2 separate regions of the Mus musculus genome follow, and region 1 is linked to region 2. Evidence: chromatin loops called from intact Hi-C (ENCODE). Cell type or tissue: left cerebral cortex. All regions are shown on one strand. Each heading gives the region's core, and the rest is flanking DNA. Links, peaks and the distances in the headings are about the cores only.

Region 1 (9,170 bases), core at 1,533-6,532, 80 kb after region 2:
CTACATTTTCAACTGAGATGTTGGTTTGGAGCAGTACCTAAATATTCATTCAAACATGTCATCCTTTCACACTGTAGAGAACTTGGTCAAGAATTTTAATATCGGTAATCAGAGTAGGATAGTGTGAGTGGCTTCCTCTCACTCAGGAATAATATATGTGAAGTGACAGTTTATCTTTCTTTAGTATAGCTTTATGCCTTCCTGCTTTTATAAACTTACGTTTTTATGGCACTTCTGTTTACCACTCTGCCCTTGAACATGTGGATAAGAAGAATCTCTAGAAACAAGACAAATTAATAAGTATTGGGACATATACAATGAAAGGTCAACAAGTGGGTACCATTTTCAGTAAAATAAAAGTACAGAGAATCATGTGCTCTAGCATCCAATGGAGAACACTGAGAACCAAGCACCCGACCACAGTTGTGGGGTGCTCTCATCAGGTGGCTCAATGGAGCACACTGAGAACCAAGTACCCGACCACAGTTGTGGGGTGCTCTCATCAGGTGGCTCAATGGAGCACACTGAGAACCAAGTACCCGACCACAGTTGTGGGGTGCTCTCATCAGGTGGCTCAATGGAGCACACTGAGAACCAAGTACCCGACCACAGTTGTGGGGTGCTCTCATCAGGTGGCTCAATGGAGCACACTGAGAACAAAGTACCCGACCACAGTTGTGGGGTGCTCTCATCAGGTGGCTCAATGGAGCACACTGAGAACAAAGTACCCAACCACAGTTGTGGGGTGCTCTCATCAGGTAGCTCAGAGGAAGATCCTGGGGTATGGAGTTGTGATGAATGTCATATTTTAAAAACGGCCCTTTAATTAAAATATAGTCTTATTTAAAATAATGCAGTAAAGGTGCACACAAGTAAAGGTGTCCATGGAGACCACAAGAGGGCTGTGGAGTCTGGCTCTGAAGTTTCAGGGGCCTGTGAACCCCCTGATGTGAGGGTTGGCCAAGAGCTGAAGTTCAGAGAAGCAAATATCCTTCAGTGTTGAGCCTTTCCCTCCTGCCCCAGAACATATATTTTCAATCACAAGTCTGAACACTAAGCGAGACTCTGAACTTCATAAAACTAAACTAGTGTTGTGATAGACCAGCTCTGCTCTTTGCGGGTTGTTTACATGGTAGCATCAAGAAATCAAATCAATCACACCACGTGTGATCCTGCAGCTATGATGTGGATTTCTTGTGGATCGATCCAAGTAATCTTTAAAAAAGAAAAATAAAGCATTCACATATTCAGGATACATTTTAACTCCGTGATGTCCGTGAGAACCACGTATTCTATTTCATAATGGGTATCTGCTTGCTTTGTAAGGCATGCATCCCAGCAGAGACTCTTGGCAAGCTTGGACCAGATTTTATTGCTTCACTGAGTTTTCCAACACTTTTGGAAATCGGTTGACTTTCTTTGAGGATTTTACTTCCAAGAACGAAGAATTCTGCTCATCTTCTTCTCTTTTTACTGCTACAAGAACGTGGGGACATCACCTCAGCCTTCATAGCAATTTTACAAGGCTGGAACTAGTGTTCCTGTTTTCTCTTCTGAAAAATCCTAAAACCTCAGCAAATTCAAAATGACACTGCTAATAAAAATTAAACTGGGTTAGATCATGATTTCAAATCGTTGGAATTTTTCTCCAAGACTCTTTTCCTTTTTTATAGCAATCCAGAACAGCTTATGATAGAGACATGATATTAAGGAAATCATTTTAGAACATTGCCTAAAATATAAGCTTGAAATTATTGCTCAAATTTTTTAAAGTAAAATAAAGCATAATTTATGGAAATGGTTGATAGATAGTTGCCACTACACTATTTGTGTTTAAGACATCCCCAACTCTCTGGTCCCATTAAAGGTGTAGCAGGCACCATATACATCTTGGATAACATTCATTAGCCTGTTCTTCAAATCCTTCTCCACTAGAAGACTCCTGAGTTCTGCTGGAGAGATTTCCCGGGGTGTCCGTTCATAGTTGTTGCTTTTTAAAATTTACAGATGATTAAAATACATGATCTCAATTAAAGATGCCTTATGTTTCTTGGCAGACCATGATAAGATTCTGCTGTTGGTAATTGTTGGCTGAGGGAAACCTCTCTCCGATTCTCCAGGAACTAACCCGCGGGAGGCTCGGGTTCCTTTGCACATTCCTTCAACAAAATGCTTAGTTTCATTTTCATTTCTTCCAGAAGGAGGTTCTTGCTTAGGAAGGCTCAGCTGTGTTCCTGAAGTTGTTTAAGTGAATATGTCACTATGATGCTATGTGTAACATTTTATCATGTTGATTATTGTATGTAAAGCCTACTAGTATGTGTGATAAGGCATGCACACATATTTTCTGGGGCATGTGAAGTATATTGTCAGACGTATTGTACTGGACTTTCGTATGTATTTATACTATTATTTCCTAAAATATCATTTAGTAGCAGAAATTTTATGGTGGACCCTTCCAAAAGGTATGATATAACCTTTTGGAAAATGAAATGTCATGCTCTCTGACAAAAAATCCCCGTGTATTCCCTGTAGCATTAGGAGTGGGTTGTTTTTGCTTGACAGGGAGAATGTAGAGAGTTCCATCTTCCATACCAGGGGAATCAACAGTGAAATTCAGTTTCTATGACAACTTCCCAAGTAAAAATCGGTGTGTATTAGAAAACCACAAAAATCACTTAGTTGGTACAGCGATAAGATGTCCACGGATGTGTCCAGAATTTAGACTTTGCTGATGAAATTTCGCTGCACAATCCTTCCGTTTATTGACAGAAGTATCTGGTGTAAAAACAATCTTTGTTCTTTTTCATTGGCTCTTTGGTTTCCCTTCCCCTTGAGGTCATCCCCTCCCCCACCCCTCATGTGTCCCAGCCAGTTTCCCCTTTGCTTTCCAGCTTCCTCTGCACTCTCTCCATCTTCTCTGTTTCCCTTCAGCTTCTTCTCCCTCTTGGTGGTCACTTGCATTCCCAGCACCTCACTTCAGCTTCCCACTTAGGGGGACCAAGCCTCGGAATTAATCCATTTCCAATTTCCTCTTTTGGGAAACAAATAAATGCCCAATGGTGATTGCAGAGTGGAGTCTTATGGGCATTTTCCATGTCTTAAAAGGAGGAAGGAGGGTCTAGCACAGCTGTTTAAAGGCCTCGTCCTCTCACATCACTGACTTTACAGACAGGTCTGTGCAGCCCAAAGCTGAAGTACAGACACTTTTACCTGCAACATGGTTCTGTGTCCCCGGAGAGTAGTAATGGCTTTTGGCATATGATACCCTGTCAACATTGAAAGCAGATGAAGGGTACAACAAAGATGTTATTGTCTTGATACTGATAGGGCATAATTATTTAATGTATGGCTTCATTTCAACGGCTGTATATTAAAGAGGAGCTGCCGTGTGTCTCTGTAATGTTTGTGTTTATAAATTTACACATAATTTTCCAAGGCCCCTAGTGTGTGATCTAAAGGTTTGGTTTATGCTTCCTAGTTATTTTAGTTTTTGCGTAGGAGAAAGCTGTGCGGTTTTCAGGCATCTGGGAAAAGCTAGGTATGCTCTGAGCTTTGTCTTTATGGAAATATCATCTTTCCAGTGAGGCTGAGCGGATGTCGTTAGCTGATGCTGTAGCATGACTTTTGGTGGAAGTTGGAGATTAGATAATGCCAGGCAAATGGTGGGCTCTCAGTCACAACACAGAGAAAATGGGGCACCTCCTGAAGCTCAGTGATGCCGCATGCCCTGGAGCCTCCTCTTTATCAGCTCCATAGGCCCCAGTTCTCCTGACATAGTCTACCAACGCATGCTTTCCTTTCTGTTAGGAATGGTTCCTACAGGCTCCTCACCTCTTTATCTGCAAACGTCAGTTTCTGCATAGAGTCAAAATAACCATCGTTTCCAAATTAAAGGTCTTGAATTTGTCTAATATGTAATGGATCCAGGGTATGTGTCATTAAAGAGATTGGTACTGTTTAATAATATATTTAATGATTTATATTTTGGATTTTGAACCAGTTTCTATCTGTTATGGAAGCAATATCCACCAGGGTTTTCTATGTGTGTGTAATATGCTGATAAGAAACAACTCATAGTATTCTATGAAAACAAAACCCTAATGATGCTTCTGAGAGTAAGCATCCTGTCCAATAGGAAGAGTGATAATGTCTTCAGACGTGCATGGAAGTCGTGAAATTTACATTGTTTGGGTGTTTGGCTGTTTGTTTCTTAATGTGTTTGGGATGGTTTATTAAATTGTTTCTCAGCTTTAATGCCTAAAGTGCAGTTCCTGGTTAGAATTCCATACAGGAGGCATTGCAGAACTCGGAGCTTTTATAGCACTAATTCATGTGCTTTTGCAGGCAGTCATTTTAGGTAAGAGGGAAAAGGCATTAAAACATCAGCCCATTTCCCTTTCATTTGATCCGCTGCCACAGTTGATTTGTTGTTTTTTTCTCTCTCTTCATTGTGGCAGAATAAAACACCCTCACACTCCTGCCTATTGTGTCCTCTGAATAGAACTATAATTTATATTCAATAATGAAAGTTTTTAAGAACAATGTTTCTTTTAAAACCTTAAAATGCATTTTCATGTTTTCAGGAAGACTAGCAAATGAAAATCTTTCATGAAATGACCAACTTCACATAATTGTTGTTCCAATACCATAAGAAAGCAGAAAATAATGATTTGGGGTTTTCATCTGAGAGAATAATACTAATGTGAGTGTTGACCTGGTTAAATTAGGTGTAACAAAATAGTCTGCTATGGTCTGCTTCTATCAAGGCTCTACTGACACACTGGAATAGAACATGGGCCATGTGGTTCCAGATGTGTGCATTTCATAGGTACTTGTTCAACTTCGGAATTAATAGGTGTGTGTCCATGTCCATTAATAATATACTGAGAATACTAGTATATTAAACTATAGACTATTTATTGCTAAACTTTTTTCAATAAAACTTACAGGAATACAAATGAGCCTAAACAAAACAATCATTTTAAATGAAACAAAGTGATTGTAGACAATTTAAAATTTCTCATATAGATTTTCTAAAACCTGTTTCCTCTAGTTCAGGTATCATAACTGTGTTCAATATCTTCCAAAATAAAATGTGGCGGGTATTGAGGGTTAAAATCTAACACATACAAGTGATTTAACTTCGATAACTTGATGACCGGCCCTGGGAGACTGGCGAAGACTGTGTGCCTTCTGACGACTTTGAATGAGCGTGTCCCAGTAGTTCTTGTGCTGAACATGAGTGTAGAAAGGTCACAGCGAGTTCCCCAAGATTGCTACTGAATGATATTTTCTTTCTAGATCAGGATCATGTTGCACTAGGGTAAAATCATTCACCGCAGTGTAGAACTCCAGAGCTGGAGAGGGTATTTCAGTCCATTTAATGAAAGCTCTCATTCCTTCATAACAAGACACCGAGACAGACCGCTAGTGCAAGAACAACTCAGAACAACAAAGGGAATGCTGTTGTTAAATAACTCCTGTTTGCACAGTTCTGAAACAGTGTTTTACACACCGAGCTTGTCTTTCGAAGATTCTACAGGGATTTAGTGATTATTTTTAAATTCCTGTGACCTCTTGTATGAACCAGTGCATTCATCTTAGGAAGCTGTATGTGCGTCCTTCCAATGAAAAGGAAACATACTCATGTTAAATGACTTCCTTCTTCTCTGATGCATTTTGCTCTTTTAGCTGTCATTATTGTGACTGTCAAAGAAAAATTCCTTGAATATTTGAGTGAAAGAACTAATGCTCCCCTGCAATAAGAGAAAAATTAATACACCTTCAAATTAGTTATATATTTGTTGAAATATATCAGCGATAATGACAAATCTGTTCCATTTTCTCCTTGCAGTCTCCAAACGTCCACAACTACCCCGATATGGAAGCTGTCCCCCTCTTGCTAAATAATGTGAAAGGGGAGCCCCCAGAGGACTCACTGCCTGTAGATCACTTTCAGACACAAACTGAGCCAGTGGACTTGTCAATCAACAAAGCCAGGACCTCCCCTACTGCAGCGTCATCCTCCCCTGTCTCCATGACAGCGTCCGCCTCCTCACCTTCTTCAACTTCAACCTCTTCATCCTCTTCTAGTCGTCCAGCCTCATCCCCCACTGTTATAACATCAGTATCTTCAGCATCGTCTTCGTCAACAGTGTTATCTCCAGGACCCCTTGTTGCCTCTGCATCTGGCGTGGGCGGCCAGCAGTTCTTGCACATCATCCATCCGGTCCCACCTTCCAGTCCCATGAACTTACAGTCTAACAAACTCAGTCATGTTCATCGAATCCCTGTGGTGGTACAGTCAGTGCCGGTTGTCTACACAGCTGTACGGTCACCTGGAAATGTGAACAACACTATTGTTGTACCGCTCCTGGAGGATGGGAGGAGCCATGGCAAAGGTAAGAGACATGAAATCTTGATGTTTTTACAACACCAGAGAAAACCATGCATTTTTGTTTTTCAATGACTGGAACCTAGATTGTGTGCAGACACTATGTTCAAAGAAATTCTGTGTAGAACCTTGTAGACCATATGATTGGCCATATTGAATAGGGCACTGCTTGAAGCAGCCACACTTTTATAGACACTTCCCTTAGCTAGGCTAAGTCCATATACGTATTTATTGAGCCATTTTGTGTCAGAGTATTGATATCTTAATTTACAGAATTATGCTTCCTTTGAATGGTAAAGTGGGATAGACAGCCTGTTTACAACAGAATTACATGCGAAATGAACATATATAAATCCCTCATAGACATTAGTCATTGTGAGTGCTTTCAGGTAAATAAGGATTTTTTTTTTGTACTTGTTCAAACAAGAATTTTTAGATGGCAGTAATACAAAATGCCATGATGATGGACTGAATGGAATTTATACATCTATTTCTGAGTGCGTTTTAAAATAATTTGATATTACAATGATTCCGCTAGGTGTGGTAGACTCTTCCTTCAATCACAGCACTTGGGAGGCAGAGTAAAGTGGACCTCTAAGCGTCTGAGGCCAGCCAGGTTTATAGAGAGAGCTCCAAGTCAGCCAAGGTATATGTAACAAAAGACTGTCTTTATTTACTACTCTGTACATGGTGAAGATACATCATGACCAAGGCATCTTACAAAGAAAGCCGATTGGTTGGGGGCTGGCTCTCAGCTTCAGAGCATTAGTTTATGAACATGATAGCAGGAAACATGCAGAAGTAGCCGAGAGCTTTACATCCTGATCCACAGCAGAGACACGGGAGGCCTAACATGGACTTTTGAAACTTCCTCCTCCAACAAGCCACACCTACTGCAGCAAAGCCACACCTCCTAATCCTTCTCATTCTGCGGAGAGTTCCACTCCCTGATGAATAAGCATTAGGTCGAGGAGTCCTTGGAGACCATTCTCTTTCAGACCAGCACAACCTGACACAAGGATAGATGTGTATCTTTAAACTTGCAAATAGAGTTTGCTTTGAATCACCTTCTAATTCAATGACTATTGTCTTAAGTATCGGTGATCTATAATGGAAATATTTCAATGCAGGACACTAATGTTCCCTCTAATTCTTGGAGGTAAGAAGATACTTTGTGAAATGCTGATGTTACAATATCTAGTTATTTCATTCATTGTGGTAGTCATGCAGCTGTATATGGAGTTACCTTCTGTGCATAAGTGATTGCCTTTTGCAGAGTTTTAATAGAAGAAATTGGAAATCCCATTAGACTTTGCCTATTTTCTTTTCTACATACAAACCTAAATACTATACCACCCTTCTTCAAATATAAAAATATCATATTATTGACTTATTCACTATGAAACTGAGTGCATATTTGTGTATTTTGTCTGCAGAGGCCAGACACGATGCTAGGATCAGATTTGCCCAATATTGCTTTTTCCTCTGACACTGTATTACTACTGAGGCCCATGATTAAAACATGATCAATGAATGCATAAACTGCTGTCTGCTCATAAAATACAAGGAAACACGGTTGTTTTGCTTCTGGTAAAAGGTAGGATTCAATATTGAGAGATGATATATTATTGAAAACTTGGCAGTATGTTTATAAACATCTATATAGAGCTGTGTGCTTACCCCTGGAAGTTATTATTTTATCAATATTAAATTTCTTCCTAGCACTCAAATAAGTTTCACCTTCCCTCTTTAACAAAGTTAAAAATCTCCTGATTCAGGAGTTTCAGTTTTCAAGGTTGACAAGTAAACAGACATTCATTGCTTTATCTAACAACCCCTGTTGCCGTGCTTCACATGGTTTAGGTTCTAGCACCCTGCCTAGGGGTATGGGGAGAGAAAGGCATGGATACACATATATTGAAACTGGGATCAGGTTGGGCTTTCCTACTGCTACCAACCTCGACATCAGCATGTTTATTAGGTACAATCCAGGGGCCATGGTGAGCTAGGCTCAGTGGGCTCTATGAGGGGGCAAGCTCAGCTTATAGCCATCTGGGAGGAGGAAGCCATAGCTGCTGGTCTGAACACACTGATCAATCTTTTACCAACACTCAGTCTCCTTGAGGAAAGCTTTGCCATTCATCTTGAGTCAAACCCACGTAGATAACAGCTTAGTCAATTTCCCATGAGTCAATTGGCCTTTGTGTCTGTGACATGGACATGCCTGTGTCAGAATACATATTTACTAACTCAGGGGATTCCTCTGCTCCCAACACTGTGCGTTATCTACTACCATGGAACAGGCAACTGGTCTGAACAGCACTGGATTTAAAAAGTTGAGAAAAATGGAATTAAGATGCTTTTTAATGGATGTTTCTTATGTTGCATCTTTTGATATTGCTCATACCTCTGAATAAAGTGAACAAGTCTCTTTGAAGAATAATAATGTAACTTGGAGCTAAGTCAGACATTGGTTTTACTTATTATCCAGATGTATAGTTATATATTCTTAAGAATTAGCACTTAACAGGTAGTAAAGCACACCACTATATATTGCCTATGTGTCTACATATGTGTCCTATAGCTGTGTCTCTATGTCCATGGTGAACTCCAGTGTCTCTCCAGTATCAAAGTCCTATATGTAGGCTCATGTCTGCAGTGTCACTTATGGAAAATATCACTTTCTTTGTGAAAATTATCAGTAAATATTTTAATATGGATTATATATATGTATGTATATATATATACACATATATATGGCTAAAATTTAATA
Region 2 (9,170 bases), core at 1,438-6,437:
CTAACTGTTGGTTAAATGGATTTCTTGGTTGTATTGTATCTAGTGCTTCTCCCTGATATTTAAAACTGTTCCAATTCTAGATGGTTGAGAAAATCGGGACAGTTAATGTGAAAAGTACCCAAAAGCATAGCTAAATTCATAAATTAATTTATGGATACAGGGTACCTAGGAACACAGAATTCATATGAAACCACAATTGGCAATTTTATTATTAATAACATTCAAAGCTTCCCTAATGGAAACCAATAAGGCCAGTATAAACAATTAGGGCATCTGACCATGGCATTTAAAGGAGAAATCACTATATCCCTGGGTACACACTGGCGACACACCTTATGACACTGCTACCTCTTAGGCAGCACAGAAAGTTGACAGGGGACATAAATAAATCCATCATTTATGCCATACTAATGTATGCCTTACTAAAAGAAATCAAAACTAAACATTAGTAATTTTGTAAAGAAATCTTTGTAAAAAAATTTAAATGTTAATATCGCCTCACAAATATTGGCTGACAATCAGTGTGGTCATGTCCATCTGGAACACCCTTAGGCCTAGCATCTTAGTGTGCCATCATCTTGGTCATGGCTGCTGAGGTTAGGGACCTGTAGGAGCCCTTTGGTTCTTTCAGTAAGTCCCACATGCCTCTGCACTAAGCAGCCCCTTGTAGCATCTCATCATCCTCTCTTTTCACTGCAAGCCTGCGCGCCAATCAGGTCTCTCCAATGGCCCCTGAGGAGGGGACTTCATCTGGATGTGTGGCACTGGCTTTTCTAACACTGAAATCAAATGTGTAGAGACTGTTCATCACTAACAATCCTTGAGGTCTGTGCTGCAATAAGGACCCCTCCGTGCTCAGAGAGTAGAGAGTATCGTCAAAGAGAGGAGCACACAGGACCAGTGTTAGCCCTTCAGAGATAAGCTTTGTGGGAAAGTTCTGTGTTCCTCTGTAGCTTCCGGTCAGGCCCATCAGGTTAACCTTCCCCATCCTTCAAATCGTACAGTTGGCTCTAACTTTGAATACTTAACCTAACAACAGGAAGGACTTGTATATGTCTTCAGTGCTCTATAGACTTAATTCGTTTCTCTCTGCATGGTAATATAGGGAAGGGGGCCTTTTCTCGCTGATAGGGAGAAAGGAGGAAAGGGCAGTCTGTATTTCCCAGCTTTCCTTTAATCTTATTGTGCTTTCTTCAACGTGAACAACAATAAATCTATTGAAGCCGTACATGTTAGAGAAGGGCACAAAGGACAGAAACTCATAAGCTATGGTGTGGACCGGGGGTTAAAACCAGAGGTCACTGTTCCCAGCCTTATAGGCTCTAACAATATGTAGCAAATTCTTTCTACGTTTTGGTCATTTTTCAGTTTCATACTAAGGTTTGTGTGAAAGACTCAGGGCTTTCAGTAAATAAAGACCAATATTCACAGAGTTTTATAGTGGATAGGAATTGTACATCACATGATTTGTAGAAAGTTCTGTTTGTCCTTAAATGTGGACAGGAAACATTCCTGAGCTCCTAATTATTAATTAATTCCTATTCATTAAAATCAACTTTGTCTTCCATGAGTGGTGCAGATGTTGGTCCTCTAATTAACTTGTACATGGTGGAAGGAAATAAAGTCTTTGTTTTTATTTCCGCTTTATATGGACTTCTTAGCTCTACTACTGATATAATCCTCTTTTCTTCTGTTGGAAAGCTTTAAGAGAAACTGCCTGTAGTGTTTAATGACATGATTATGACTTCAACTCTTCAGAGACTATAATAATTTGCATTTTCTAAATTTTTTGACTCTCCTTACAAATAGATAAAATCTAAAATTTTAGTGATTTTCCTGTCAGACCACTTTTCAGTAGAGATCATGGGACAAGGGGTGCATAGCCTGAGTTCTGCACCTCCGATTTATTTTTAGAGAAAGAGAGCTAGAGCTTTAAAGATTTTTCTAACACCTTTCCCATGTGATAGCTGATTGAAGTTAACGTGTCATAAAACGTCAATATGTTAGAGATATTTAAATGGATGTTCATGGGAAATGAAGTTATGGAGTCTTGAAAATGGTGACCTGTGCTGGTTACAAGGAATAAACGTGGAGGAGACCCTGCTATGTGGTAGCAATCTATAAAGATGTCTGGAGTTGTCACCTTTGTCCAGTCTGTAACAGCCATGTCTCACAACGATACTGCCTTTAAGATACACAAATCAACCTTAAGTTTTTTGAGAAAGTAAGTGGGGTTTTGCCTTGTTTTTTCTATGCAACATATTCAAGAATTTCATGCACTTTCTGTTCCCATTTCCCATGGCAGACTCTCTTCTGTCCTGCTTCTGGTAAATTGTCCCTCAGGTTTCCTCCTGCTGTCCACTGCTCTCTGCCTGTTTCACTTTCTCCCAGGAATTCAGGACCTAGTGAGGACATATCACAGTCTTGAAGGAAGATGTGGAGGATAACTGGGATGAGGGAGAGTGGACATGGTTGATAGACTGGGTAGCTGACTGAATAAGCACCCGAGCTCACATCTGAGTCACCTTGCTGTCTTTGTGTTTTACTTGTACACACAAGTAGCTCCTCTGGTGTTCGACGGCTACCTCTCAGCATTAGAAAAGCTTTCCCTCATGCCCTAACCTCAGATCACAGAATATCAAATAGATAACAAATTTGGACATGGCTAAATCTTTCTTGGGAAGTTCTGACTGCCATTCACTTAAGGAAAATTCTAAGTGTGGATTTTGATTATATTTCTTGGGTCAGAATGAAAGCTCTTAGAGAGTAGGGGATATTTCTTTGATTTCTTCTTTGTACTTTTATTGGTTCTGAGTACATGCCACGTGCTCAATTTATGTGATTTATCCAATGTGTATTCATTCTACCCATCCTGGCATGTATGTAACTGCAATCAGCTTGTGGTCAGCTTGATTTGTCTACCTCATATGGTAACTGTGGACATAAACACGGACTAGCACACTTTGGACACTAACATTCTCATTGGGGCAGAGGTCCTTGTCTTGTAGCCATGTGAACTGAGTAGGAATAGCCACATACAGGCATTAGCTTGCTCTGTGCAGAGTTCCAAGGCTCAGACTTTTAGTGATGTTGCAGATCACTACACTGTCCCGTTACTTCAGTTTCCTTCAAGCTCGTCCTGACATAGGATATGCTGCTCAGCAGCCTGCAGCACGGGAATGTGCTCTTATGGTACACTGCAGAGGCACAGCAAGGAATGAGGGAATGACTTTGTCCGTGACCTCTGGTGCATCTACCCTGCTGTTAAAAGAGCTTCCCAAATGCTGCCAGCCGTTGGATGTTCTAACGTGTTTTTTAAGCAAAGGAGGACAGCCGAAAAAGAGTTCTAGAACTATCATACTAGAGAGGAGGCCGAGTAAAGGAAAAGGGGCTCCGTCAAAGACAAAGTACGACTTTATTCCTCGCCCCGCAGTTTACCGGCTTGAGCGACAGTAAGCAGTTTCTTCTCATCTCTGGTCTTTCCTGTCCTCATCTGTGCAGTGGGGATGCTGTGGGGGAGATGCTACTTCCCAGGCGTCCTCTCTATCTTATGACCTAGAGGGTCGAGAGGTGAGGGAGAGCACCTCCAGTGGTAGATTTCGCCGTCATACTCCAACTGAAGCTACTTGTGCGTGGACACCAAAACCGCAAAGACATTAAAGTCGGTCCTGTGAGAGTGCAGCTGCCTATTGCATCAGGTACCAGCTCTGTCAATCATGCTAATTCTCTCTCAGCCCACGTCCTTAGCTGGGGAGTAGCTTAACCACTCAGCCACACAGTAGCTTGCCTGTCTGTGGTAGAGAGGTGATAAACACTCTCCCTACCGAAGAAAACAGCAATCCCCGTTGGCTACAGTTTTCCTGAGTTTTGGTTTTATTTTTAGTAGAGATTTTTTAACATATATGTTAGTTACACTGTGATTTAGCAAATACATTTAAGGTAAATTTCAAATTGCCTTCCTTCCTACCCTGGACTCTAAAGTATTGCTCATTCTAAGCAAGGGCTTTCCCAGGTAGCTAGATCTCCTTTGACTTTCTGTTTGTTGAGACAAGGTCACACTAAGTGGTTCAAACTGGCCTGGAACTCAAGGTATAGCTCAGGTAGGTCTTGACCATTTAGCCTTCAAGAGCGCTAGGATGGCAGGCTTGCATCTTTTGATTTACCCAGAGCAGAAGTTGTGATGAGCATGAATATTCTAGACACAGGGGCGTGAGGGGTTGGGAAGGCAACAGAGTCTGCTGATTTCCTTTGGGAGAGCTTGCGGGAACTTTTCCAGAACATTCTTCAGGACACTCCTAGCCCAGGGCTGAAGGTGTTTCTGTCTCGCAGCGTCCTGATGAGCTCTGTGAAGCAGCGGTAATGGAGGAGCCTTCATGCTTTATGGTACTCATTATTCCTCATCATCTCAGCGCAGGAGCTCATGAATAGGCAAGGCTGGGTGAACAGTGATTCGTTCAGACACTGTTTATTGCAAGCGAGTGCTTGTTTGCCACGCGGCACAAGGGAGAGGATTCAGAGACCAGTGCTGTTTTGAAAGAGACCTCAATTCTTACACCTCCTAAAGGAATATAGACAGACGCGAGGACTGGAGCTGGACTTGGAGATAGGCTATGGAATGCTTGCTTAAGGCAGGCAATTGTGTTACAGTTCTGCAATGTTAGGGACCAAAAAAATCCAACAAGGCTCCCTTTTCCCTTAGTGAATATCTTTGTTTAATTTTACATTAAATCTTTAATGTACATCCGTGTGTGGAGGCTTGGTTAGACACAGTTACTTTAATGATTTTGTCAGAAGTAAGGAGGAGGCGTTTATTAAAAATGCCACTCGTGTTGCCCTTTAACAGGCCCTCATTATTTCCCCTCCCACTGTGGAACAAGGGCTGGCATTGCTAGGAAATTGGTAGACTTATCTTAGAGATATGAATTTGCTTATCATTTCATATTCTCTGATGACCCACAGTGGAGCTCTTTTGATCTGTAGTAAAATCTTAGAGTGCTAGTAACATGGCTTCACAGCAAAGCGTACACAGGCACTGTGATCATGCTAATGTGTGAAGTCTTTTTTTTTTTTTTAAGAGTAGAAAAAAAAATTCTACGCTCACAGAATTCCTGTTTTTAGGGAAGAGACATCCTCTACTAGAGATGCAGAGTTGATCTGAATTTAATAATGTCAGAATGGCCAATAAATGTATTAATAGAAAGAATTGAAAATCAATGAGCTGTGATAGTAATTACAGATAGTACCCAAGGGAAATATAACTGGAACAGAAATCGGCTCCCACAGGGCCTGCCCTGGGCACCGGAGGAAGTTGGTAATTCTGTCCTTCCTCCTTCCCTTTAGCTGGAGTCTTTCTCCTTCAGCTTTATTCTCTTGCGACCCACCATCCCGAGCCCCCACCCTCCCATTATGCTACAGTGGTTCAAGGTTCCCACAGATGACCAGTTGTCACTACAGACTCATTAAATGGGGAGAATGGAACACGTGATCCTTTCTGAGAGAGACATTTGCATTTGTATAGGGTCAGTGTGTTATATAAAAAGGGATATTCCTTCATATGCTTTAAGGAATTTCATGATTTGGAGTAGAAGCGAATTAACCTTTTGGGTTAATTTTGAGCTTGTGCCAGACTGTGGTCCAGGTTTCTCATCCTTGCCACAGGAGTGCACATATGTATACCATGAAGCATGTGTTTCTCTCTGTCTAGAGATGTTTTCTTGAGCTCACATTTGAGTGGTGATACAGTTTAAGAAGTGCCTCACAAAAATATTCTACTTAACCCATGGAAAAATTTCACTTCTGATCAGGAAGGGTTGATTATTGTGGGAATCGACTTCCAACACAAACTCCTGGAAGATGAAACAAAACAAACATCCTATTTTTAACCTATTGTACAAGAGGCAATGGCCCTCAGCACAAGAGCAAAACCAGGGGTCGCCTCCCTGTGACCTGCAGGTAGCATTAGAGCTGCAAAACGGGCAAATTACCAAGAAAGGCCTGCAAGTGTCTCCATGTGGAGCAGAAAATGGAACCTGGAGAGGCTGTGACAGCTGGCAACAATGGAAGAAAAGATGGCGTTATTATAGTGTTCCAGAGACCTTCACAGAGGGCATCAAAGCCTTTGGCTGGGTGATTAGCTTTCTGCAAAAGAAGGAAGGCACACATCTACCATCTAGAGGGACAGAAGCCAACTGATGCTTAGAGCACACATGTCTATGCAAACCAAAATGCAAACATGGGTCCTGGGAGGGCCCAGAGAGACCCCCAGCTTGATGCTGGGTTGTGGGCTAGTCCTAGAAACATCAGACTAGTGTCTTCCCTAGTCAGTCTGGAATCAGCCACTGAAAAGATCAAACTGGTCTGTATGTATGTAATTCATCCCTGTTCCAGAACCTAAGCCACCCCAGAGGAAGTCACTAACCTGGACCCCTAAATAAATTGACAAGGGCAGTGTCTGGCATCCAGCCAAAACAGGTACACATACAGAGAAGTAGAAAATGTAGAGAAATTAGAGCATCCACACACTCAACAACAACAAAACAGGTGTTTTTGTTACTGTCAGAGATGAAGCGGTCAGTTCATCAGCCGAGCACCATAGTCTTGGATAGAGCTTAGGAACCAAGTGCATCAAGGTGATACCATCTCTATCTATCAACAAGATTGCCGAGATAGCCCTGTGTCTAAGATCAGAGAACCAGTAGTGGGCATAGAATGGTTAGGGACAAGTCCCTGTCTTCCCAGTTGAAACCATTTCATTATTGCAAACTGTCTGTCTTTGTAGCTACATTTTTACAGCTTTTCTAGCTAATAATCACATTGATTGGATAATAAACAATTTCCAGTATTATATTGATGTAAAAGAAATATCAAAAGCATATTACTAAAAAATTTTAATTTAATTTGGCCCAGTAAATACAGATTTACTTACAGAGGTCAAGATACTGCATGTAGTCTGCAGTGAATGCACCCAGCTTCGGATTTCTTCTTTCCACTTGTTATTTTTTATGATGGTTTTGTTTAAATATATTATTTCCATTGTCTTTTAGAAAAGATTCTGCTCTCTCTCTCTCTCTCTCTCTCTCTCTCTCTCTCTCTCTCTCTCTCTCTCTCTCTCTCTCTCTCGCTCTGTGTGTGTGAGAGTGTAGAGTGTATGTGTGTGTGTGTGAGTGCCACTGCTCATGTGTGAAATTTAGAAGACAAATTGAGGGAGAGAGTTGTCTCCTTCTATGATCTGGCTCTGGGACTCAAACATGGGTCCCCGGGGTTTGGTGGCTTGCCTTTACCTGCTGGGCCCCATCTTCTTCACAATATGTTTAGATGAATCTATGAAGATAATGACTGAGGTAGTTCATTCACTCAAAGCCGATTTCCATTAAAAAAAAAAGGCCAACTTGTTGTTTTTAAATTTTAGAGAACATTTCATTCATTTTTATTACCCTTTTAAAAACTTAAAATTATTTTTTAATCGAGTGGAATTAATCAAACTATAGATGTAAATCCCTAGCCTCCATTGGCCAAGTCAGGCATGGCAAAGTAGCAAGACAACTCTCCAGGATTATGGGTCCATTTCTGTGGCCAATTTTATATAAAAGTTGGACGCGTGGCCTCCTTCTAATGCATCATCATGATGCCACTGTATTTGCTAAAGATGAAGGCGATGCTGTAAGATGAGTGTTTGCTGTGAACCATGCCTTTGTTCATGGCACAGTTCAGAGACCTGGATGGATGGATATTATTTTCACTAATACAATCTCCTCATCTTGAGAGTCATATAACCGCAGGCAATATTGCATCTGTTAAGAATAAGATGCTTCCATTACTAAGAACATTACCAGTCGTTTGCCATAAACTCTTTTGCAATAGAATTTGATTTTCATAGACATTGTTATCAAATCGATAATGTCTATTATCCTATCAGTCATAACACAGACACAGAGGACTCGTGTCTCTGTTTGCATGACCTTAGCTTTTTTATTTTCTTTTTTATAAATTTTATTTTCCACAGTGGTCACTGACTTTTACATTACTATCTCATAAGTAGATATAAGTGAAGGTTGTTGCCAGATTTTCTTCGGGTTACACACTCACAAACACATACACACACAGAGGTGGGTGGAGAATCACATAAATAATAGTTCTCTTCACTTAAATGTGGCCATATACATATACATAGACATATATGGAATGTATACCTATATATCTTCACTTTTCTGAAAATTGGGACAAGTTATATGCCTATAAGTTTGCTAACGAGGAGAAGGTAAGCCATATATATGTCCAAAGCAAACTATTCAATCCTTCAGCCTCAATTTCTTCTACTGTAAAATGGGACTTATAATAATACCTAGCTCACAAAATGTATGGGAAGAAGAGAAGTTTGGATGTGTAACGAGTTTATACAAGCAACTACAATAGATGCTGCCTACTGTTTCAGCCTGCACTGTCCTGGCTCTTCTCTGTTCTTTTATTGCGGTCTCTTAGATCGCAAGTTCCAACACAAACACCCTCTTCCACAAATAATTTCCATTGATCTCCTAAAGGCCCACACTTTTATTGAGTCTTATGTACAGGCAGTACCCAGTAATTTAACAGTTAAATGGGTCCAATTCTGTCTTGTGTCCATTAACTCTTCTAAGCTTGGTTTCAGTTTATTTTATGAGCTGAATCTCAGAAGTGGAACATGTTAGCCATGAGTCTGACTTGAATTACGTCTGTGGTTTACCTGAGAACCATCTTTGTACTAACGTCTCAGGAAGCATATTGGAAGGCAAATGAGGGATACTGTGTGCACGAGCTTTTGTTTGCCTTGCTGTTTATAGCAATCTCACTCAACACCATTAATCTTCTTGCTGTAATCCCACTGTAATTGTGATGGCATCTCTCATTAGCAATGGTCAGGTAAGCTCAGGCTCACAGAACTAGCTGTGTTCTATCTTTAAATGATGCTTTTCTGTAATGCAATCACTGTTTAACAAAGACCCTAAGTGAGAAAAAAAATCAGAGAATATTTTTTTAAAGACCTCCAGGAATCAGTGCCATTATTTTTATTTCCTAGAAATGCCTGTTGACATCATGCTGCTGGTTAACTTACTGAAAATGCTTAAGCTAGCTGAGTTTCTTTGGTGTTGAAAAAAAAAATACTTTTTCTGACTTCTCAGTCTAAAGCAAAAAAT

What was found. Peaks named below come from ENCODE experiments on the same cell type or tissue, not always from the same donor. Only the 100,000 strongest peaks of a DNase experiment are listed, where the experiment ranks them.
Region 1: a loop joins it to region 2, with 2.2 times the contacts of the local background. A loop is called at or near these places in 2 of 42 quality-filtered maps.

Annotation. Positions count from the first base shown.
Region 1 is chr14:100,019,856-100,029,025 of GRCm38, reverse strand. Klf12 (Kruppel-like factor 12) reads left to right here. Exons shown (of 7, transcript NM_010636.3): 3 at 5,858-6,404. Among named protein-coding and RNA genes, the nearest start is that of Klf12, 130 kb to the left of the region's middle. In left cerebral cortex, for the core only: no CTCF peak of the experiment used is centred there; DNase peaks (open chromatin) are centred at 2,041 and 3,587; H3K4me3 peaks cover 509 bases; H3K27ac peaks cover 785 bases.
Region 2 is chr14:100,100,256-100,109,425 of GRCm38, reverse strand. All of the region lies in intron 2 of Klf12 (Kruppel-like factor 12), which reads left to right. Among named protein-coding and RNA genes, the nearest start is that of Klf12, 45 kb to the left of the region's middle. In left cerebral cortex, for the core only: no CTCF peak of the experiment used is centred there; a DNase peak (open chromatin) is centred at 4,368.